2 separate regions of the Homo sapiens genome follow, and region 2 is linked to region 1. The links are chromatin loops, found by intact Hi-C in ENCODE. Cell type or tissue: heart left ventricle. All regions are shown on one strand. Links, peaks and the distances in the headings refer to the core of each region. The heading gives the core; the rest is flanking DNA.

The links. Hi-C counts contacts between places; a loop is a spot of excess contacts. Peaks named below come from ENCODE experiments on the same cell type or tissue, not always from the same donor. Only the 100,000 strongest peaks of a DNase experiment are listed, where the experiment ranks them.
Region 2: it touches region 1 in a loop (6-fold over the local background); 3 of 110 quality-filtered maps call a loop at or near these places.

Annotation. Positions count from the first base shown.
Region 1 is chr12:18,423,199-18,435,555 of GRCh38, forward strand. It overlaps PIK3C2G (phosphatidylinositol-4-phosphate 3-kinase catalytic subunit type 2 gamma), which reads left to right. Exons shown (of 33, transcript NM_001288772.2): 18 at 747-841. LOC124902891 (a long non-coding RNA gene) reads right to left here. Exons shown (of 3, transcript XR_007063234.1): 2 at 10,752-10,821. Among named protein-coding and RNA genes, the nearest start is that of PIK3C2G, 170 kb to the left of the region's middle. In heart left ventricle, for the core only: CTCF peaks have their summits at 7,397 and 7,602; no DNase peak of the experiment used is centred there.
Region 2 is chr12:19,032,082-19,044,438 of GRCh38, forward strand. LOC107984527 (a long non-coding RNA gene) reads left to right here and starts at 4,748. Exons shown (of 2, transcript XR_001749033.1): 1 at 4,748-5,019. RefSeq lists a silencer at 4,754-5,048. In heart left ventricle, for the core only: no CTCF peak of the experiment used is centred there; no DNase peak of the experiment used is centred there; H3K4me3 peaks cover 1,797 bases; H3K27ac peaks cover 2,500 bases.

The DNA.
Region 1 (12,357 bases), core at 6,091-8,590:
CAACTAAAGATATAAGCTTTGTCTCTCAAGCAGGAATGGGCATTTTTATGAGAACTGGGTTTTCATTTTCATATATACAGATTCCTGGGATGATGATAGCAGCTCAGCTACAGATTCCTGTCAGTGAAGTCCCTGCAGAGGACAGATGAAGCCCTAAATTAGGTCCCTAAGGATAGTGGGGGCTGCCACTGTTATCTCTGTTTTCTACCCAGTTGAGTATCCTAAAAAACTTAAGAGTTGTTCACAGTGGAGATGAAAGAAAGGATTTGGGACTGAGTTACGGTAGTAACAGTCAGTTTTGAAATTTTAAGCAAAACCTCAAGGCCTGGAGGTTGATAATGATACACCAGTTGATGATGATTTCTGTTAAGGCTTTGAATGTGCATTAATTTCATCTCCAAATAGGAAAAAATATCTGTGGCTTAATAATATTGTATTTAATAATCCAGGACTTTTTGTGTCAGTATTCTCCCCTGGTACATGGTTGAACTCCACCAACCACCTGCCCTTATTTCTTATCCATATACAAGGAAAGGAAGCAAAACTATACAAATCCAAATGGTGTAATGTATATGTGTTTTGTTATTAGTCATATACCGACTCATAAAATCATCGAATGTGTTATTAGCATTTTGTTAAAATATGCATGCTGTTTTCTCTAGTCTTTTCTCAAGCCTCTGAAGTCCCTCTGTATTCTGCTATAATTTTGTTACTGAGAAGTAAAGTAATTGTGTCTCTTACTTCAGGCTGTCAAGTTTGAATGGAACCTTGAGAGTCCTTTAGTGCAACTTCTACTCCACCGCTCCTTGCAGAGCATCCAGGTTGCCCATCGTCTTTACTGGTAAGATTAACTAAATCAGGCAAGGATGCCTTTTTAATTGCCACCTTCTCTATGGGGCAGCTTTAGAGGAAGCAGAATATTTCTTTACCTTATAATTGATACAGACCATAAAATTCAGGCAGTTTTGAGTCTTTGTCAATGTCATTTTTATTTAAGAGGATAATGTGTCATCATTTTCAAAATCTACCAGTTGGACAGTTGCTACTGTTAATCAGGAAGTTAAATCCAAACAGAATTTCAAATCTGAATGATGCCTTTCTTGTAGCTTTAAATGACAAGTGCAATTTGTATATCTACTCCTTGAAGATTTTAATGTAAAATCTAGTTATGAGACTGAATGTTTTTGGAAGAATATGTGGTATAAAAATACTTTCTGTGCAATATTAGTTATAAACCATAAAATTCAAAGGCTAATGTATACTCATTCTGTTGAAAATTTCTAGAGCACTAAACTTTTCCCAAAGCATAAATTTGAAATATTATTAGTGAAGAAATAAGACTGATTCATAAGATGCCAGAATGTCTATAGCAACACCTGAGGATATTAGCATTTCAGTTTCCCCATAGTTTCTGCCAGAACTTAGCTTCTGTACATCAACCCCACTATTCCTTCACACACCGAATTAAGATTGTCAAAAGATGCTATTCCTGAGAAGGCTTGTCAGTTGGACAGTTGCTAGTGGAGACTAACGAATGCTAAAGGTGAAGTAGAAGAAGTTCAAGGACCTGGATTAGCTTGTGAATTTCCAGTCATCAGCCCAGGCTGGGTATATGACTGGAGCAGCTGTACCACATTCTCTACAACACCACGATATATGGAAGGGTATTATACCTACCATTTCCTGTACTTTAAATATCTTTAATGTTGCCATTCTCCAATTCCATATGGCATGTCCAACGTTCAGGGTGTCTATAGTATGATTGGAAATGGGTCCTGATGAATATGAAGAGATGGAAGAGAAAGATGAGGGGGAGGAGAAAAAATGATAATGATGATGCTGATGATGATTCAGCAGATATGGATGAATCAGAAGAAGATGAGGAGAAAGAGAGAGTAGAGTCTTTGATGTTCCCATTTGTAGATGCCACTGCTCGTGCCTTTTTTAGCAAGCCTTCTGCTGATGGAAGCATTGGGATGATTCTAGTCTGCTAAATAGATTTCTCAATAATGTAAATAACTAAATTATTCTCAGCATATAGCAGGAAAACCAGAATGAAATATTGTTCCAGGCCCTGTGTTCTGTATGACATTACATTAGGAATTGGATTGTTTTGGTTTGTTTTGTGTTTTTGAAGTAAAGAAGGAAATGGGTTGCTTTTTTTCTCTAGCTAAAGGACAGACATTTCTTTTTTTTTTTTTTTTTTTTTTTTGAGTCGGAGTCTCACTTTGTCACCAGGCTGGAGTGCAGTGGTGCAATCTCAGCTCACTGCAACCTCCAACTCTCTGGTTCAAGCGATTCTTCTGCCTCAGCCTCCCGAGTAGCTGGGACTACAGGCACACACCACCACGCCTGGCTAATTTTTGTATTTTTGGTAGAGACAGGGTTTCACCACATTGGCCAGGATTGTCTTCATCTCTTGACCTCATGATCTGCCTGCCTTGGCCTCCCAAAGTGCTGGGATTACAGGTGTGAGACACCAAGCCCAGCTGACATTTCTTCCTTTTAAAATATTTTATACTTAAAAACATAGAGAAATGGAGAGAGAATTGTTTTGAATAAGGATTTAAAGTGTAGCAGAAATACCTACACAAGGGTAGATAAATACCATGTGACTGAATGATTCTGTGAAAAGATTTCCTGAAGTTAAGAGTTATTTATAAATGAAATAAAATTTCTAATTAGGCCAATCCATGTAGTGATTTCTTATATTTTGTACTCACAGAGAACTAATTGGATAAATAACTTGAATGCTAGTGGTTTGTCCTTTCTTACACAATATATCCTTGGATTTAAAGTCTTTGTCATCAAGACCTTGACTTTGAATTTTTCATCACTACAACCTTGAATTTAATTTCAAGTCTTCAACATGATGACCTTGAATTTAAAGTCTTCAACACTATGACCTTTATCATATTATTCATAGATGCATCATTTTTGAAATGTAGTATGTAAAAGTATTTATGGGTTGTTTATTAACAAAAAAAATTCTTTGCGATGTCTCATGTGGTTTAAAATTACTATTTCTGTTTTGTTTCTCCTTTATACACTTGACTATCTAACTTTGTGATAAGTGACATGAATTTTATGTTAGGATTAAGTGTGTTTTCCTGAAACATTGATTTTTTTTTGTGATTATATAATTGAGAGTTAAGAATAAAATCCTTCTAATGTTAAAAACTCACTTATTAAAAACAAATTTTGGTTCCAATCCTGTTTTCAAAAAACGATTTATCCTATTATCACCTACACTTGATTCTATTGAACATAATATTCTTTGCATACTGTTCTTCCTACTTTCCTTTGTATTGTTAACCTTGTTGATTCAATTTTAATTTCATAGGACAAAGTTTTAACAATTATAAGTTTCAATGACCTAAGGATAAAATTAGATCTATGTTTTACTCTCCTGAATGTATGACAGGCATCATTTAGTTGCTTTGATTGATAGTTAAGACCACTAAATAACAGGAAAACAGCAAGTCAATATCATTTTGGAGTGTCATATTTTTCTGCTTCAAGAAATGTTACTCATAATGAGATCACTCTTCTCATGAAAATCACTCAAGAAGATGTAGCAAAGAAGATACACAGGAACTTGGTCGGAGACTGTTTGATTTGATGCTTATTTTCATTTTAAATGCCTAATTTAAAAAGCAGAACAATTCCTCTAGCATGTTATTATAATAAAACATAAGATACATTGACTGGCATGAGGCCCTTCCATGAATAGACTCTTATTAAAGCTCTGAATGAAGTCTTATTTTCTTCAGTTTTTCAGAAAGCTACTTTGGGGCAAAGGAAAGTTAAGTGGATACACTTTGTGGTGTTCTGCTGTCATATTAAATGTAAGACTCCATTAAACTCAATGTTTAATTCCCTTAAAACTTTACTGTTTTTTGCATGCATTATTAAAATGCACACATATTAAAAAAGTAACATAGCCAGATAACAATTTTTATTTTAATATTTGAACAAAAATATAAAAATATATAAAGTATAAAATATATAAAAGACAATGTTTTAGGCGGGCGTGGTGGCTCACGTCTGTAATCCCAGCACTTTGGGAGGCCAAGGCTGGTGGATCACCTGAGGTCAGGAGTCCGAGATCAGCCAGGCCAACACGGTGAAACCCCCATTTCTACTAAAAATACAAAAATTAGCCGGGCCTGGTGGCGGGCGCCTGTAATCTCAGCTACTCAGGAGGCTGAGGCAGGAGAATTGCTGGAACCCGGGAGGTTGCAGTGAGCCGAGATCGCGCCATTGCACTCCAGCCTGGGCTGACAACAGCGAGACTCCATTAAAAAAAAAAAAAAAAAAAGTTTTAAAAGTATATTAAAAATATAATAAAATATTAAAGACTTATTCTAATTGACTAACGATTGTTAAAATACTTGGACCACCTCAGTAAGTTCTTCATTTGCTAAAGTTGTATGAAAAGTGGAGTCATTTGAAAGGCAACAATGGGTGCACACAAAGTGGTAAATCAATGTCATACTTGCAAATTCATGTAAACACAATTACGTCACTGTTTCCAAAAAGGTTGGAAGGGAAGCTTTTTTGTGTATAATTCTCATCCTTTCGAAAAAAAAAATCAAGCCCATTTTTCCTTTCAGTGATTCAAGGAGAAACTAAGAAGGAATAGAAAAGAATATAAATTATAAATGGACTGTTTGTTTTGAGAGCTTTGTTTGTAAGAATATGAAAAAAGAGAAATAAAACAGGAAGGAGTTTTCTTTAACTTTTAAGTCCAGGGTCACACGTGTAGGTTTGTTACATAGGTAAACATGTGTCATGGGGATTTATTGTGCAGATTATTTCATCACCCAGGTATTAAGCCTATGACCTATTAGTTATTGTTCCTGATCCTCTAAGGGGGGAGATTCAAAAGTGCCTACATCCCCTTAAAACAAATAAAAATTAAGAATCAGGCAACATGCACTAAGCATAAAATAATATTAATTATATTTAAAATATATCAGAGTTAAAAAATATAGCTCAAGCCAAGCATCATATTTAGGGAGTGACTGCTTCTGTGCAAAATGTTTGTGTTAAAACTTTAAAGATGCAGCTCCCATCTCACGATTCATGAAAAAAAAATACTCAAAATATCTTTCCTTAAAAAAAAGTCTTATTTAAAAAAAAAAAAAACTAGAAACCCATCAGTCATGAGTTTATGAGATTTTTTTTCACGTGGATGAATTACTGCTTCCTCAGATTCACCATATTCAAAACTGAACTAAATATCCTGTCTTGCTCACACAGGTCTTGAGGTCTTCCTTGTTTCTCACTAACATGACCAATTATTCACCAAGCCCTATAACTCTATATATCCTCAACAGCGCTCCCTGCTCCACAACTTCCACCTGTCACTATCAGTGATCAGAAAGTTGCCTCACCAGATACTGAGCTATGAATAAGTAAGATTGGAATGAAAACCATCTTGACTACTTGGCATCACTGTGGGTAGCCTTTCTGAGAGGTGAAATTGACTTAGGCTCACGTGAGTCTCTTCCACTGGAAGAGTGAATGTAGGATGAATAGCCCCTATTTTCCAAGGCAAGTGAGTTAACTAGAAGCTTTGTGTTTGAATTTAAAAGCTTTACCTCACAGTTTGCATCCTAAAAGGTGGCTATAAATGGGAACCATAACATTTGGAGCTTATGCCCAGGAGGCCCCTCCCCCATTATGTAACAATTAATTACAAAAGCTTAAATGTAGTGCCCCTTTCCATTTGGAATAGGAAACACTTTAACCACTAGTCAAGTATTGAGTTGAGTGGTGGCCCCAAAGAAGATATGTCCACAGCCTAACCTCAGAAACCTGTGATTTGTGAATGTGACCTTATGGAGAAAAAGGGTCTTTGACGATAGAATTTAATTAAAGATCTTGAGATTAGTTCCCCCTGGATTATCAGGGTGAGCCCTGAATCCAATGCCAAGTGACCTAAAGAGAGGCAGAAGAGGAGAAGACACACACAGAGAGAAGGTCATGAAAAGGGAGGCATTGATTGCAGCCTCAAGCCAAGGAATGCCTAGAGCTACCATAAGCTGGAAGAGGCAAGGAAGGTTCTCCCCGGAGCCTTGGGAGAGAGCACAGCCCTGCTTACACCCTGATTTTGGACTTCTGGCCTCCAGAACTGTGAGAATACATTTCTGTTATCACTAGTTTGTGTTAACTTGTTACGGCAGCCACAGGAAAATAATATAACAGACTTTATGAAGGCTCTGAGTCAATTGCCTAGGATGTCACATCATCAGGAAGCTTTCCCTGACCCTCTCCCAGCCACCATCTGGGATTGAGTATTGCTTCCACATCATGTCAAACAGCATACTGTTCATGACTCTGCCAGACATCATATCACACTCCCTTGACACCACTGCTGCCCTGTCCCTTCCCCCTCTTAGTCCACAGAGTAGCTCAAGACAGCAATCATGTCACACTCTTCCATGTACCAATCCAGCACAGTATCTGAAACTCAGTAGATACTCAAAAAATGTTTTAAAAATTATGAATCCACAGAAATGTCTGTAAGGCCATCAATATTTTCACACACAGTACTGGAAATTCCATGGTACTCAGGGAATATGAAATTGGGCACTGTCAAAGGCACTGCTGTGCGCCTCTACCTGGCTGCTGCACCCACTCCCATCTGCTGCAGTGACTGCTAACAAAATACGGCCCCTTCTCTGGAGAATTAGCCTCTGATTCCACAGCCCCCTGGCCTACGAAGTGGGAAAATCTCTAAGATATAATTTACATTCCAGAGCCTCCCCATAAATCAGATCAAGGTTAGACTTGACCCGAGATCTCATCCTTGTTAATTCCTTTCCCTTCCCTATAATTCTGCTCTTACTCCCTCATAAGATTTTTCCTGAAGAGCACTTCTTCAGTAAATCACAAACAGTGAAATTCTGCCTCATGTCCTGTTCTAGAGAACCTGACCTACAATAAGTATTTCTTATGGAAGATAAAAATTTAAATATGTGTTTTTAGAAACTGGAGCATCAGTATGCTATGGGATACATCGTAGGTAGAACAACAGTATTGCAGTCTTTCCCACTCCTCCTACCAAGTCTGATTGAACAAACTCCAAGAGAGAACCAATTGGAATGAAAAACTGTCTGGTAGGAAACCATATTATAACACAGCTCCTTTTATAAGGTGTCACTTAAGGCACCTAATGCAAAAATCTCTTCAAAATGTTCCTTTCAAAGTATGGGGATAACCTGAAGTGAGGCTCCCATTTGCAAGCTCTATCAATGTAAGGATCTTTTTTCTGCTTTATTCACTGATATATCACAAGTACCTAGAACAGTACTTGGCACTTTATAGACATTCAATAATTTACTATTCAATGTATGAATAGGATTAAGTTTCCTGGACTCAGCTGTGCACATGCAGACTTATGTCGATAGGGGGTGGAGGAGAGCTGCTTCAGAGGTCAACTAAGAGCTGGCCTGGCTAAAGCAATTCCAGGAGATTGACCTGATCAGAAACGAGGCAATGGATATCACTAGTGAAACCAAAACTGGAGAAGAGGGAGAATGTGAGCAGAAGTCCAGGACAAACCAAGACAGGAGTTAGGGCCTAAGAACAAGTTGATGGAGCAGCATCTTCTGTACCAGTTGAGAAAACCACGAAATGAATTAAGCCAATGTTGTCTCTGGTACAGGGTATTAAATGACCATATCCTGTGACTTTAATATGCTATCCATAAAACTGAGATGATCCAAAAATCTGTCCATTTTTTTTTTAAATAATCTTCCCTCAACTCTTTTATCTAAAATTTTGGGGGCAAGTTCTCAAGTCACAGATGACTTTAAATAAAGCAAAAAGATGTGGAAATTTGGCATCATGAGATTCAAAGTCACAGTTGTCTCTCTCACCCGCCTCTCCACAATACGTATCCCCTAATGCCTGAAATTCTCTCATTTGCAAGTCACTCCTTGAGGTTAAGTATTGCTCTCTTCCAGCAGTTCTCTTCTAATATGAAAATATATATATTCTGAACCTAATGATTATGGGAATTAGTTTATCATTTTTTCATTAATGTGACAAACATAGAGATGATGGACACTGTTGAATGATTAACAATAAAACAAAGGATGATCCTTGCCTTAAAGAAGCTCAGGGGCTAACATTAGCATCCAGGCAGGAGGAAAGAGCCCACTGGCCACGTGGCAGGGACAGAGTAGAGAGAGGGAACTCAACAAATTTTGTCCACTTTACAGTTTTGCCTATGACCTTTTCCAAATAAAAGCAGAGAGGCAAGGCCAGACATCCAGTGAGTAAAAAAGTCTGTGTGCTCCCATTCTGTCAGTTTTAAATACTGATAAAGGCTTACAAATGAATACACAAAGGAGGTAAATGCTCTCTCTTTTTGTTTTGATGTCTGGAACACTCCCTGAAGCAAGGGGAAAGAGCTGTACTTCAGGGAGGTCTTGCAGAGCAATACAGCACACATGATACAGAATCCATAGGGGGCTTTAAAGCCTCAGCCCTTTACCTTTGAGAATCATTATTTTGCAACTAATTTATTTTTTTACCTTTACAATGTAATAAATGATGAATTATTGCTTCATCTTTTGTTAGGGAAAGATATGTCTCACTGACTTTTAATATTGATCTGCTGTAATCATCTTTCCACTTTGTTGTCCTCAGAAATGTATACACAGGATAGAATCCCTACCTTCAGCAACTTGCTTAAACCAAAAGCAACTGTTCTCTATCCCAACCAACCTGAAGGAAAAGAGGCAGATAGTGGTAACAAGGTTTCCTTTGTACACAATAATCTGTAAAATCCATTAGCATAGTTTTCCAGTGAAGGCATAATACAGGAACAGTTGTTTTTGTCTGTTTTGTTTCTATTTTATGCAATAGAGATTTTATGTAGTTCCTTTAATAAAAAGATTTTTAAAATACCATACAATCTTTAAATAAATTTGGTGTCATTTAAGCCTTATTACTGCTAATAAATATCTATGAAAATAGAATCTTATACAAACTTCTACCACAAATCAAGTCAAAAGCCAAGAAAAGAGCTCCAGCATCAATGTATCACTGGTTTAAATCATTTTTCCCTCAAAATCTTCTATTTTGTTAAGAAAAAGTGAAGAGTTATGGAAATGAACATTATGTATATACATAATGAACTCAAATGTTGAAACTTGGACCCACCCAGGCCTTTGGGAACTGAGCTTCCTAATCCACTGTCCAGCAATTTTTCATTATAATAACCACATCCAATTACATCACTGCTTCCTTAGATAGTAATCTGGTTTCCCTATAATAATGTTAGTCCCCCACTGTCATAGTTTATACTAGAGATTTGGGTTAAGTCCCTGAAAAGCAGTATTATAGTGTTTAATTATTTATTGTTTCTCAATCAGACTGACTTTGCTCTAGCCAACAAAAAATATGGTTGGCAAAAAGGCATTCTGTTTAGAAATTATTCTTGTCTTCTAATAATATTTGAATTTGGCATCCAAAAGGAATACACTAACAGATATTCATAGAGTTACAGTATTTTGAAGCCAAATGGGACTTGAAGGATCATCTGCTATCCCAGAAAGGGATCTCAACATGTTAAGTGATTTTTCCAATGACAATCATCTAAGCTGACTGAAGAATTGAAATTAAAATACGTTTATGATATCTCATGCCCAATTCAGATTTCTTTCTAATTCAACATCTACTTTCAAAAAAGGGTAATTTGAAGAATTCAGGAAATGTTTGTTTTTTCTATCAATTAGGAACTCATTCAAGTACTGAAGATGTGACTTTTTTTTTTTAACTTAAGAGCAAAACTGAAATGAAAACCATATTGAAAATTGAGATATTTAAAAGCTCAAAATTGTTGCCCCTAGTTGTTGGCATGACTCACAAGTGCTGTCAGTTGTAAATGTTAATAAGTAGGTATATACAATAAGCCCACTAAAATTGTATCCTTGAAGGAGCTTTGAAGTAGATAGCAGATTGTTTCCAGAATCTTTCTTTTATAGTGTCTAATTGATATTTAAAACATTAAATGTGTCCCGGCGTGGTGGCTCATGCCTATGATCCCAGTACTTTGGGAGGCCGAGGAGGGTAGGTCATGAGATCAGGAGTTTCAGACCAGCCTGCCCAACATGGTGAAACCCCATTTCTACTAAAAATACAAAAATTAGCTGGGCGTGGTGGCAGGTGCCTGTAATCCTAGCTACTTGGGAGGCTGAGGCAGGAGGCTGAGGCAGGAGAATCACTTGAACCCAGGAGGCGGAGGTTACAGTGAGCCGAGATCACGCCATTGCACTCCAGCCTGGGTGAAAGAGCTAGACTCCATCTCGAAAAAAATAAATAAATAAAAATAAAACATTAAGTGTGCTCTTTTAGTTTTACTATTAAACCATGAGTTATGATAACAATAACTGAGTAATCTACTTAGTAGACTCACTTTGTACTTATTTTTCAGCACCTATTTCATAAAACCAAGACTTTCTCAGTTTTCTCAAAAACACTGTTCAATTAAGCAACTACCAATTATGCTAATACAATTAAGTCACCCATTTCATCAAGTTAAATGAGTTAGAAAATAAATCCCTCTAGGATGGGAAAGAACATGACAATAATAAAATGTAGGCAAATGAGTGTTTGGTTTCCTTCCAACTAAAAATACACAGTAAGCAGTAGGGTACAGGCCTGAAGGACAGGGAAAAGATCTGGGATGGTGACAGAAAATTGAATGTCATCAGCTCATTGATGGGACTTACCCAGAATCCTTTCATCTTATGGCTCAGTCATTCCCTATCCTCATCCATTGGTGCTGCAGTAACAGAATATCTGAGAAATAAACAACAGAAATTATTTCTCTAAGTTCTGGAGGCTGAAAAATCCAAGATCAAGATGCTAGCAGGTTTGGTGTCTGGTAAGGGCCCAGTCTCTGCTTCCGAGATTGCACCTTGAACACTGCATCTTCCAGAGGAAAGGACTGTTGTTCCTCATGTTGTAGAATAGTGAAGAAAAGCAAACTGACTTTTGGGAGACTTTTTTATAAGGGCATGAACCCATTCATGAGTGAATAGATCCTGAACATCTTCCATTAGACCCCCACCTGTCAATACTGTTGCAATGGGGATTAAATTTCCAGCTCATGAATTTTTAAAGGGAACACATTGAAACCATTACATCCCCTAAATTTGGAACTCTCAAATGTATTCCCTGAACCTGGACCCAAATAAGATAGAATCATAGCATATAATCATAGAATCATAGAAAGAGAATCATAGCATAGAATCATAGAAAGAGAATCATAGCATATAATTGTAGAATCATAGCAAGAGAATCATAGCATGATGTTGGAGATGCTTTTAGATGCTAATAGCAGACATCACTTTTGTCTATATTCCGTAGGCCAGAAGTCAGTAATAATGCCCCCACCTAACTGCAAGGTGGCAAAGGAAAGTGGTCCATGTATGTATATATACAGAAGCAAAATGCAGTTTAATTTGGTAAACCTGTAGCAGTTTCTGCCATACAAGTACAACAGCATAGATTATTCAAGAAACCTCTCCATAAAGTGGTAGAGGAAGAGGGCATGAAAGAAAAGCCAATATCCACCTTTCCACATATTAATTGGCTTTCTTTTCAAAAACCAAAATTAGTCTTAACAGACAAAAAAAGATTACTAGCTAACTACTCCAGTAAGAATCATCATTTTAATAGACATCCTCTAAAAATGTCTTTGACTTTTGTCCAAAAATTTTACAAATAATTCCAAGAGATTTAACCTATGGGTACATTTTGTAACCAGGTTTTTTTTTTTTTCTGGAGGGCTCATTATTAAGATATTTATGTAGCCATGGTATACGACTGGCATCTCAGCTCAAGAAATTCAAAACTGAATTCAATATTCCTACCCTCTACCATTTCAATTCTTTCACCCACCATTCCCAAACTTTTAAAAATACACAATGCCCTAGTTTACAGCCATTACTAAGATATCCAACACAGAAAATCTAGAAGACATTATTCTTACCCAATAATCTTTATTTACTTATTTCTTAAGTCTTGATTCTCTTTTCTCATAAATTTGTCTTTAAGTTGTCCTTTCCTTTCTACTTTATAGCTAGCACCTTTGGTATCATCTACTTGGACTATCACTACCGCTTCCAGGCTGTTTTCCTTCACTTTCATTCTTACCTATCCCCAGTCCATCCATCCTCCACACTGCTCTCAGAATAATCTACACATGTAACAACTTGATCCCAAACTCATAAAGTCAGCTCCAGGTCATGGGTAACCTCCAGCTGGTTAGCATAATTTCTTAATTCCAGTTTCCTCTTTTCTTATGACAGAGTTTAGAATTAGGGTATGAGA
Region 2 (12,357 bases), core at 4,301-6,800, 610 kb after region 1:
ACCACATCATCCCACCCCTAGTGCCTCCAAAATCTCATGTCCTTCTCACATTTCAAAACACAATGATGCCTTCCCAACAGTCCCCCAGAGTCTTAACTCATTTCAGCATTAATCCAAAAGTGAAAGTCCAAAGTCTCATCGAGGCAAGGGAAGTCCCTTCCACCTATGAGCCTGTAAAATCAAAAGCAAGTTAGCCACTACAAAGATAAAATGGGGATATAGGCATTGGGTAAATGCTCCTATTCCAAATGGGAGAAATCAGCTAAAACCAAGGGGCTAGAGGCCCCATGAAAGTCAGGAACCCAACAGGGCAATCTTTATATCTTAAAGCTCCAAAATAATCTCCTTTTAACTCCATGTCTCACACTCAGGGCATATTGATGCAAGAGATGGGTTCCCAAGGCCTTGGGTAACTCTGTCCCTGTGGTTCTGCAGGGTACAGCCTCTGAGACTGTTTTCATGGGCTGGTGTTGAGTGCTTGTGGCTTTTCCAGGTGCACAGTGCTAGCTGTTAGTAGATCTCCCATTCTGGGGTCTGGAGGATGATGGCCCCTTTCTCACAGATCCACTAGGCAGTGCCCCAGTGGGGACTCTGTGTTGGGTCTCCAACCCCACATTTCCCCTCTGCGTTGCCCTAGTAGAGCTTCTCCATGAGGGCTCCACTCCTGAAACAGACTTCTGCCTGAACTTCCAGGCATTTCCGTACATCCTCTGAAATCTAGATGGAGGCTCCGAAAGCTCAACTCTTGTTTTCTGCATACCCACATACCCAACACCACCTGGAAGCCACCAAGGTTTGGGGTTTGCACACTCTGAAGCAATGACCCAACTGTACCTTGGCCCATTTTAACCACAGCTGGAACTGGAGCAACTGGGACACAGGCCGCCATGTCTCAAGGCCGTACAGAGCAGCAGGGCCCTGGGCCTGGCCCACAAAACCGTTTTTTCCTCCTAGACCACTGGGCTTGTGATGGGAGGGGCTGCCATGAAGATCTCTGAAATGCCCTGGAGACATTTTTCCCATTGTCTTGGCTGTTATCGTTCAGCTTCTCTTTACTTATGCAAATTTCTGCAGCTCGTTGCTTGAATTTCTCCCTAGAAAATGAGTTTTTCTTTTCTACCATATGATCAGGCTGCAAATTTTCCAAACTTTTATGCTCTGCTTCCCTTTTAAACATAAGTTCTAATTCCAGAACATCTCCTTGTGAACACATATGATTTAACGCTTTTAGGAACAGCCAGGTCACATCTTGAATCTCTGCTGTTTAGAAATTTATTCTACCAGATACCCTAAATCATCTCTCTCAAGTTCAAAGTTCCACAGATCTCTAACGCAGGGGCAAAATGCCACTAGTCTCTTTGATAAAGCATAGCAAAAGTAACCTTTGCTCCAGTTCCAATAAATTCCTCATCTCCATCTGATATGATTTGGCTCTTGGTCCTCACCCAAATCTCATCTTGAATTGTAATCTGCATGTGTCAAGGGAGAAACCTAATGGAATGTTATTGGATTGTGGGGGCAGTTTCCCTCATGCTGTTCTTGTGATAGTGAGTGAGTCTCACAAGATCTGATGGTTTTAAAAGTGGCAGTTTTTCTTCTGCTTGCACTTCACTTCTCTCACCTGCCACCATGTGAGACATGTCTGCTTTTGCTTCTCCCGTGATTGTAAGTTTCCTGAGGCCTCCCCAACCATGGGGAACTGTGAGTCAATTAAACCTCTTTTCTTTATAAATCACCCAGTCTTGGGTATTTCTTTATAGCAGTGCAAAAAATGGACTAATACAACATCTGAGACCACCTCAGCCTGGACTTCATTGTCCATATCACTATCAGAATTTTGGTCAAAACCATTCAACAAGTCTCTAGGAAGTTCCAAACTATCCTACATCTTCCTGTCATCTTCTGAGCCCTCCAAACTGTTCCAACCTCTGCTCATTACCCAGTTCCGAAGTCACTTCCACATTTTCAGATATCTTTATAGCAGTGCCCCACTTCTCTCAGTACCAATTTTCTGTATGAGTCCATTTTTACACTGCTATAAAGACCTACTTGAGACTGGGTAAATTATAAAGAAAAGAGGTTTAATTGACTCACACTTCCACATGGCTGAGGAGGCCTCCGGAAACTTACAATCATGGTGGAAGGCAAAGGGGAAGCAAGCACATCTTACATGGCAGCAGGGGGAAGGGGAAGCTGCCAAACACTTTAAACCATCAGATCTCATGAAAACTCACTTGCTATCATGAGAACAGCATGGGGAAAACCACCCCATGATCCAATCACCTCCCACCAGGTTCCTCCCTCAACACGTGGCGATTACAGTTCGAGATGAGATTTGGGTGGGGACACAAAGCCAAACTACATCATCTTCTAAAACATCTATTTCTTTTCAGAAAGGGTGTCTTTTTAAAATTGATACATAATAATTGTATTCAAATGTCTTCACTTCTGACAACAGACGAGTGGGATTTTCCAAGCAATTCTCCAACTCTCTGCAGACCCAACTGGTGTCCTACAATTTAGCTTCTGTCACAATCTACCTGGAGATCCACAGTTTTAAGGGCTCACTCCCACAAGACTGCCCCACACTACCACTTGATACTTCAGGTTATCACCTGTAATTTGACCAACTGGCTGTAAATCAGAGGTTCCCACGACCCCTTCCTCAGATTTGATTATTTGCTATGGCGGCTCACAGAACTCAGGAAAGCACTTTACTTACTGTTACCCATTTATTATAAAAAGGATCCAACTCAGGAAGCCAAATAGAAGAGATGCATAGGCTCAGGTATGTGGGAAGGGATGTGGAACTTCCATGCCCCCAATAGATGTGCCACCCTTTCAGCACTTTTATGTTGGAAGCTCCCCAGACCTTCTCCTTTTGAGGTTTAGGGGAGGATTCACTGGGCATCGTTAATTAAATCATTGGCCATTGCTTATTGAATCAATCTCCAGTTCTTCTCACCTCCCTTAGGTCAGGAGGTGGGGCTAAAAGTTTCAACCTTGTAATCACGTGGTTGGTTCACCCTGGCAACAAGCCCCCACTGGACACTTTCCAGGAGCCCCAGCCACCAATCATCTCATTAGCACACAAAAGACACCAACCACTTCTCAAATTCCAAGACTCATAGGAGCTGTGTGCCAGGAAACTACAAAGACCTAGTATATACTTCTTATTGTAAATCATAATATCACACTTAAAATCAGGGAGAAAAGAAAAACAGTATCTTAAGTGTGTAGGTATGTTTTGTGATAGGGAAGGACATGGTGGTGAGGAAAAAGTTATATTGAATCCATCCCTAGGAATTTTATTTCCTGAGAAAGCCTGATAAAATCAACTTGCATTCAGCAAATGCATAACTATAAGCCAGGCATTGTGTTAGGAAGACACTACTTTTATCAAGATGAATTAAAATATTTTCTGACATCAAGTAGGAAGACAGACAATACAATGTGCTAAGTGCTGTGATGGGGTTAAGTACAGAGCCAAAGTTGAGTGGTGGAGAGAGACCAGTTCTGATTGGGGAAGTCTGAAAAGACTTCCAGAAGGGATTTTAATCAAACTAAGTCCGAAATTGTCCAACAGAGTATGACCTTTCCAAGCAGCACTAACAGAATATGCCAAGTAGAAATGAATGAAAACACATGGAGTATGGGAGTACTGGAGAATTATGAGTGGGTGGATTATGTAACCCCTAGTGAGAGGTTATGTTGGAAGAATGAAGTGTGGTCAGATTATGAAGACTCATGGATGTTTGTCCAAAGAGACTGGCTTTTATGAGGCCAGCTATTTTTCATTCAATAGACTTTTAGGTTCCCAAAAGTGCCCTAATGGAAGCACAGGGTGGGTCAAAAGGTCAAGTTTCTGCACACCGCCCCCACCACTCCACCTCACTGCACTTCTTCTCTCTTATGTATCTCTTTTAGATTTTCAACTTGGAAGAAGAGCTTAGTTGTTATTTTTAAGTTTTAAAATCACTCATGTAAACAAGAGTCATAGAAATTTTTTAAGAAAATTAAATGACTGTACTTATATTTTAGAAAGCTAATTCTGGCTGCAAGGTGGGGAAAAGATTAGAGAAAGAAAACGTAAAAGGTAGAAAAAACATACAACTGTTAAAAATAGCCCATACAGGAAGGGCATGGTGGCTCATGCCTATAATCCCAGCGCTTTGGGAGGCAGAGGAGAGTGGATCACAAGGTCAGGAGTTCAAGACCAGCCTGGCCAATATGGTGAAACCCTATCTCTACTAAAAATACAAAAATGAGCTGGGCATGGTGGCACGCACCTGTAATCCTAGCTGCTTGGGAGGCTGAGGCAGGAGAATCACTTGAACCCGGGAGGTGGAGGTTGCAGCGAGCCAAGATTGTGCCCCTGCACTCCAGCCTGGGCAACAACGCGAAACTCTGTCTTAAAAAAAAAAATAGCCCAGACAAGGAATGACAAAGGGTCCAAATCAAGGTAGTGAAAGTAGGGATATGAACAGAAGTAGGAAGAGAGAACAGATTCAAGAGATATTTTAGAGTTTGAATTGATAGCTATTTGCAACTCCTACATCACATGCAGTAGTTTTTGACAGTGTTTGAGCAGAGTTGTCAGGAAACCCTGCACACATTTTCCTTTTCCATTTGTGGACTGGTACAATGTCAGCTGCTGCACTTCAACTCCAATATTACCACAGGGAGGTGAGATAAGGGCCTCTTATAACATTCCAAAGCTTCTAGGTTGATGAGAGTAACAGTTTGTTGACTGATGCGATTTTGTGGAAAGCTACTTTAAACTTAGCAGCTCATGATTGAACATGGAAAAAGCCACCAACACAGTGTTCATTTTGTTACCCAAACACCAGGGGTGAGGTCGTTGCTATGCCACACAGAAAGCCAATCAGTGAGAGGAGGATTGCCAGGAAAGAAGCCTTTTTATTCATGCGATGTCAGCCCAGGAAAATAGGAGATCAGTCTCAAATCTGTCTCCCCTACCAACTGAAATTGAGGGCTTTATGTATCAGGAGGAGGAATGTAAGTACGTGCTGGAAAACAGGAATTAGGAAGGGGAAAGGAGGCAATCCTGACTAATGGGAGGTCGGGCATCTCATTGTCTGGGTGTAGTGTTTTGGTACGTTTCAGTCCCTTGCCTGAGGGTTGGTTTCCTGAGGATGGAACTCAGATAAGACAAATGTAAGTTTCATGTTTTAAGACCTGGAGGACCAATTTCTATGTTTATTCAAAAAATCCAAAAATATCAGCTCTGTGGGAATTGGGCTGGTTTCAATTTGATTTATCCATTCCTGAAGACTGATGAGGTATTTTGTTGCCTCTTTTGTTCTCTCTCCTTCATTCTCTAAAAAACAATTTTAGTCCAACTCTAAGAAAAGAATTTGGGAAAAATAAATTTAGTAAATGAAGCAAGCCATCGATATGGTTTATTTTGTTGTTAAGCTACACTCTTTGTTGTAATGTCATGTGATAGAATGCTTGGCCAAGACTGATCCTTACAGTGGGCCAGCCTTGCAAATGTGCAGAAAGGATCCCATTGTGATTTAAGATGTGATAGTGAGATGCTCATCCCTTATTTCATGCACTCAATTATTCAGTAACTATTTTCTAAGCACCTACTTTGCAAAAGGTCTTTAATCGGTAGGCACTGAGTGTACAGTGGAATGGAACATCAAAGTGGTCTTAGTCTAGCAGAGCTTTCAGTCTTAGCAGGGGAGACAAACATTGAGCAACTAATTATACACTTAATTATTTGATCACTGTTGTGATAACTGCTTTGAAAATGAAAGAAATCTTACTTCACCCAGTCTCCACTTCCATAAGGAAGTGACTTTTGGCTTGAGAGCTGCAGGACAAGTTTCTTCTTCAGCAAATGAGTGGGGAAAAGAAATTCAGGCAGAGTAGACAGTGTAAAGCTGGAGCATGGGCACTAAACAGCTGGGAAAAGGCCACTATGGCTGAAGGGCAGAAATTAATAGGGAGAGTGGCCAGATGAATTAGGAAAGCTCAATCATACTGAGATTGGTAGGCCACGTTAAGGTTTGGTGTTAGCCTAATGTCCTAAGGAATACATTGACAGAATTTGAACAGGTTTGGGGTCAAATGATGAGGCACATTTTGAAGGACCTCTCTGACTTCTTGGTGAAAAATAGATCAGAATAATACAGAAGTGGCTTGGGAGAGACGAAACAAGTGGACTTATCGGAAACTTCTTCCAGTTTCCCAGTTGCAGGCCCTGACACCAACAGCTGAAGCTCCAGAGATGAATCTAGCCTGAGCAGGTTCTATATAGAACTAGGCTTGGCTCAGATGTACCAGGCGGCAGAGTGTGAAATCAATCTTCCTGCTCTAAGTTTGATGTCCTCTGCCTGGCATGTCCCAGGCCGCTAGACCACAGATTTGCCCACTGCAGCACTATCGTCCAGGGCCAAGTTCTGGCTACAGTTTCAGGGTTCCCTTTTGCCCTCCATTTACGACACAGGACTGGAGCCTTTTTCTGAAACCTGCCTTGATGCCTGCCCACATTCACAAGCCTCTAAATTCCACAGTCGTTCACTATAAGCCTGATTGGCCTCCCAGGAGAACAGTGTCTTCCCAAATAAAGCTCCTTTCCACTAGCTGCTGCACCTTCAGCTGTTGATTCCCTCACCAGTCTCCCCTCTGCCTCAGGTCCGAGTCCTTAACTGGACCCTCTTCTAGCCTCTCCAAAAATGCCTCTGAGCTGAGGCTGCTGGATTCATAAAAATGAGCTACAATAAATACCTCACTATGGTGAAGTATCTGTCTAGAAGAACTTCCCTTTAGCAAAAGAGAGCTTTCTTACTCTTTTGAGATCACAAGGTAAGATTTCTTTTTTAAAAATTCCACTGAAAGTACCATTCCAGTGCTCTTTAAGCAGTGATGCACGCAGTTATCAAAGAATCAGGGTTGTGTTTTATGACAAGTGTCGTAAGCTTTGCAAGCTCAAAGTTTTTTCTCAAAAAATGTTTAATTGTTTAGGTTTGTTTGCTTTTAACCAACCTGTGTGTCAAACTCCCATGTTTTTCTGATTTACTGCAATAAAAGTGATATACTTCGGTGCAGAGAGATATTGGGATGTCAAAAGTGTTATGAGTCAAGGAGCTACTGGCATTTAATCTGTAGCAGGTATGCTGTTAGATTTAATAAGCATTTCAGGGTAGTCAGGGTCTTTTTTTTCTTTCTCTATAAACAGGCCTTGTAAAATTTAAATCAAAATATGAAATATAATCCTACAAATAATTCTCCACCCTTACTTTTTCTCTACTCCTGAAAGAGTTAGAAGAGAAAAGATTTCCCTGAGTTTACTGTTCTATATTGCTTTTTCTTTTGTTTCCCTTTTTGCTTTTCCAGTTCAGGCAAGATAGGACCCTCCGTAAAAATTAACTAGCATCTCATAGGACAGAAATCTGAAAAACATGAATAGGTTTCAAGATAATATCTTTTAAAACTCTGTGTTTGTGCTTCCTTTTTAAAGACCTTTTTCTAAAAATAGAATTCTCAGGGTGACCAGAACAAATGCAGATTGGATGAAAAATGTTTCTGCCAAATTGTGAGACTGATGTGAATTGAAGTAGCTGAAATGTAACGCCGTGTTATTGTAATCTGAAGTGTTAAAGCGTGCCCTTCATCTAAGAAATGCAAAATATTTTCAAAACAAGCATCACATGACACTCAGCAGAACAGGTCATATTATTACAGCTCTCCAGAGGAGGTAACTTGTAGAGCAGAGACTTTGGGATGTTTTGCTAAAATACTTTCTTTCTTAATGCAGCTCAGAATTATCAATTTTTTGAAATTGAATTTTACATTTTATTCTGTTCGCTTGGTGGCTGTCAAAAATGCTAAACAATCGTATTTTTTTTAAGTTCCAAAGGATAGTAAAAATATGTGTAAGAGAGAATGATGAAGTTTCAGGAGTTTGTATTTGGTAGACTTTTATGCTGTTTTGGAGTTCTCAACAACACTTGAGTACTTTAGCACTTTGTACTCTGTTCTCAATTTGGGGATTTTTCTTTATCTTTTCTCTCAAGTGCTCTTCTAGCATGTATTTCATAATCTGTGGATTAGTTTAATTTTTCTGCAATGATGAAAACATCAAAGAGCTTTAGACACTTGAGCTGCCGGTTGGAAATTGCAACTCCCAGCTGTACCTAAGCAGAAATAAATAAGCCCCAAAAGGAGAGGTAGGTAGTAGCCTCAAAGAGATCCAGTCGCAAAGCCTCTGTGGGAATTATGGAAGAACAATGTTTCTGCTCACTAGATATATGAGCGTCGTGGCAGGGAGACCAAAATCTGAGGCTAGAGAAAAACAGGAGCAGTACCAGAGGCCTTGGCTTCCCATGGCACATTTGTCAGGAGAGAATTAATTGTTCTTTTCAAATAATTTCAAGAGAGCTTCCCACCTAATGATATGCCCTCCATTCAGTTGATCTTTTGTCTTCTATTCTTTTTATTTCCTTTGTTTATTTTACATAGATGTTTAAGCCTCTGGCTCTTATAATTTCTCAAACTAAAGTCAGTGATTTTTTTTTTTTTTGCTTTTGTGTATTCAATGGGTTATTCCTAGGCATCTGATAAGCTCTAGCTATGTATTTGCCTTTTGTATCCTACAGGCATGGTGTTATCTAGCCATATTTTTAAAACCAATACTGAGAGTTATCTATTTCTATAATGTAGGATTCTCCCAACGTTCACTTATTCTGTTTGAGTCCTCGATCCTGCTCCATCTCCCTGTTTTTCTGAGCTGGCTTAAAGCTCCGACTTCTCTTCTGGAGGATGCTGCCTACCTTTGGCAAAGGAAATTTCAGAAGACCCATCATGGAAGGATGGGGTGGTTAAAAGTTCTTCCTTTTTGTTATAGTTCAATTTCTGTTCATTTATAATTCAAACATACACAACATAAATGGAAGCTGAACTCACACACAAAACGGATAGAATTATCTGGTAAATATTGGAGAACAAAGCTGAGGAAGGGCAGTGTGTGTGTGTGTGTGTGTGTGTGTGTGTGTGCATGTGTGTGTGTGTTTAATTATCTTGATAATTAACAGAAAAACCATTTCTTTGTCTGAGTACTTTGGAAAAGGTGGCTCACTATACCCAGCTTTCACAGGACAGAAACATTTTTAATTTATCTAACCACAGGGAGTCAAGTTTTATGGGGCCTGAAGTGGTCCATCTTGAAGAGGTACCCTTTAAGAAAAACAACAAAAATTTACATATCAAAAATTAGAAACAAAAATGAATATATGTTTGGAAACAGAAAATAAATTGCAACAAAATACAATTAAAAAAACAATACATACATTAAGCATCACTTAAGACAGAAAAATAGCATAATATTTTATTAATTGCCCAATAAACCTCTCTAATAGATGCGTTTTCCCTATTTTTTGGCTTCATACACTGGAAAACCATACAAAATTAAGTGTAACACAAGAGGAATTCAAATACAGTTTTAAATTATTGCCATATTATATTGAGCTACCTAAATGTATAATCAAACTACTCCAATACTACATATATTGACTAAGTTGATGGGTGTTTGTAAGAATTATGTCACTTGAGCACTTATTTTCAGTGTATTGCTGCGTTGTTAGCAGTTTTGTGTGCTGTTTCATCTAGAGCCACTCATCTTTATTTTATATTATTTTTTATTTTATTGTTGAGACAGGGTCTCTCGAGGTTGCCCAGGCTAGCAACTACTGGGCTGAAGTGATCCTCCAGCCTCAGCCTCCTGAGTAACTGGAATGAGAGGCTTAAGCCACTGCACCTGGCTAATAACTGCTCAACTTTATAAGGACACAATATGTCAGACACTGTAAGTGATCTGACATATTGGGAAGTACTCTGCAGTATGCCAAGAGACATGATCGCTATTTGTAAAACTCCTAGAGTTTATAAAGTATGAACACAGGAATTAGATAAATTTTATCTTGCATGATTCTCATCCAACAACAGAAAAAATATAGTGTATTTACCTCTGTACAATCTGCATTATTAAGTATATTCCTGAGAGGAAAGAATAGCCATTTTGCTTAAGTAATGATAAGGGAATTCTCTGCTTCTAATTCCACATTTCTGAAGATTAGAAGAATTTTCCACAGACTAGTTCTCGCTTCATCTTTTTAAATCATTTCTTCTTTTCTACTGTGCGCATACCTCAGGGCTGGGTGCTTTGGGACACACTCATATCACAACATGATTTTTGGTCTTGCCCCTATGTGTCACAATGCCAGGTGAACAGCAGAAGTTTTCTAGAAGTGATTCTTTCGAAGAAATGCCTCATTACACACAGAAGTGACTGCCAACTCCATCCCCCAAATGCCAGACACCAGGGTAAGCATGAGGAGGGAAAGTCTGAGCGAAGCAGCAATCTTAACCAATTGCAGCTCAAAGTTTGCAAATTTTACAAAATTAGATGGTTGTGTGAACATCTTGCTAGGGTGCTTCCCAGGACTTTGGAATGAGCCATGGAAAGAAGGGCCATGAATCTTTAAGCTCCCATAGCTTCTCAGTCAAATTCTTCTGCACTTAACCTAACTTGATCTTTTAAAATGGAACGGTTGCTTTGATTTATCATGGATTAAATCATACATATTAATCATATAAATTAAAGGCATTTATTCTGTCTTAACATCTATAAAGGCCTGGCATGGTGGCTCACACCTGTAATCACAGCATTTTGGGCAGCCAAGGCGGGCAGATCACTTGAGGTCAGGAGTTCAAGACCAGCCTGGCCAACAGAGTGAAACCCCATCTCTACTAAAAATACAAAAAAATTAGCCTGGAGTGGTGGTGGGTGCCTGTAATCCCAGCTACTCAGGAGGCTGAGGCAGGAGAATCGCTTGGACCCAGGAGGCGGAGATTGCAGTGAGCCGAAATTGTGCCATTGCACTCTAGTCCAGGTAACAAGGGAGAAACTCCACCTAAAAAAAAAGCAAAAACAAAAACAAAATCTATAAGCATATTTGCAAACATATTGGAAAACATGGAAAAAACAATGAAAAGGCATTTCAGTCATATAGCAAAATAGCTGATGTGTGTTATGTCAATAGCTTTCTTCTCACTTTGTTCTGTCTGCTTCCTATACTTAGCAATAAGAAAATACCGTAATTATTTCACTTACCTGCCCCTCTGTTCTTAAGTATCTCTTTTTCCTCTAATTTTGTTATGTAAAAGGTATGGTTTAGAATGTGCCAATCAGACCTCAACTTTCCATTGTGGAGTATGCAAGGCCACAGAGATTTCGTACAACTACGATGGGACAAATAAATACAAATTTGTGAACAAAACTAAAGTATCTGTGAATCAGTTCAAATATCTACAAATAAGAAGTCATCTATTTTCTGAAACTACATACTAACTTAAACTTCACAGTTTTTTCTTTTTTTATTATTATTATTATTATACTTTAAGTTTTAAGGTACATGTGCACAATGTGCAGGTTTGTTACATATGTATACATGTGCCATGCTGGTGTGCTGCACCCATTAACTCGTCATTTAGCATTAGGTATATCTCCTAATGCTATCCCTCCCCCTTCCCTCCACCCCACAACAGTCCCCCGTGTGTGATGTTCCCCTTCCTGTGTCCACGTGTTCTCATTGTTCAATTCCCACCTATGAGTGAGAACATGCGGTGTTTGGTTTTTCGTCCTTGCGATAGTTTACTGAGAATGATGATTTCCAATTTCATCCATGTCCTTACAAAGGACGTGAACTCATCATTTTTTGTGGCTGCATAGTATTCCATGGTGTATATGTGCCACATTTTCTTAATCCAGTCTATCATTGTTGGACATTTGGATTGGTTCCAAGTCTTTGCTATTGTGAATAGTGCCACAATAAACATATGAAACTTCACAGTTTTTTCTACTCCTCATTTATTAATTCAACAAATATTTGCTGTACATGGACCCTACAGCATGGTGGACCAGATAGCCATGATTCAAGTAATTAAACAGGCCAGGCACAGTGGCTCATGCCTGTAATCCCAGCACTTTGGGAGGCTGAGGCAGGAGGATCGCTTGAGGTCAGGAGTTCGAGACCAGCCATGGCCAACATGATGAAGCCCCATCTACCCCATCTCTACAAAAAATACAAAAATTAGCCGGGCATGGTGGCGCATGCCTGTAATCCCAGCTACTCAGGAGGCTGAGGCAGGAGAGTTGCTTGAACCTGGGAGGCAGAGGTTGCAGTGAGCCAAGATCTCACCACTGCACTCCAGCCTGGGTAACAGAGCAAGACTCTGTCTCAAAAAAAAAAAAAAAAGTAATCAAACAAATAAGCATTATAATGGCAAACTGTGATCTGTGCTACGCAGGAAACATTGTGAGGATAA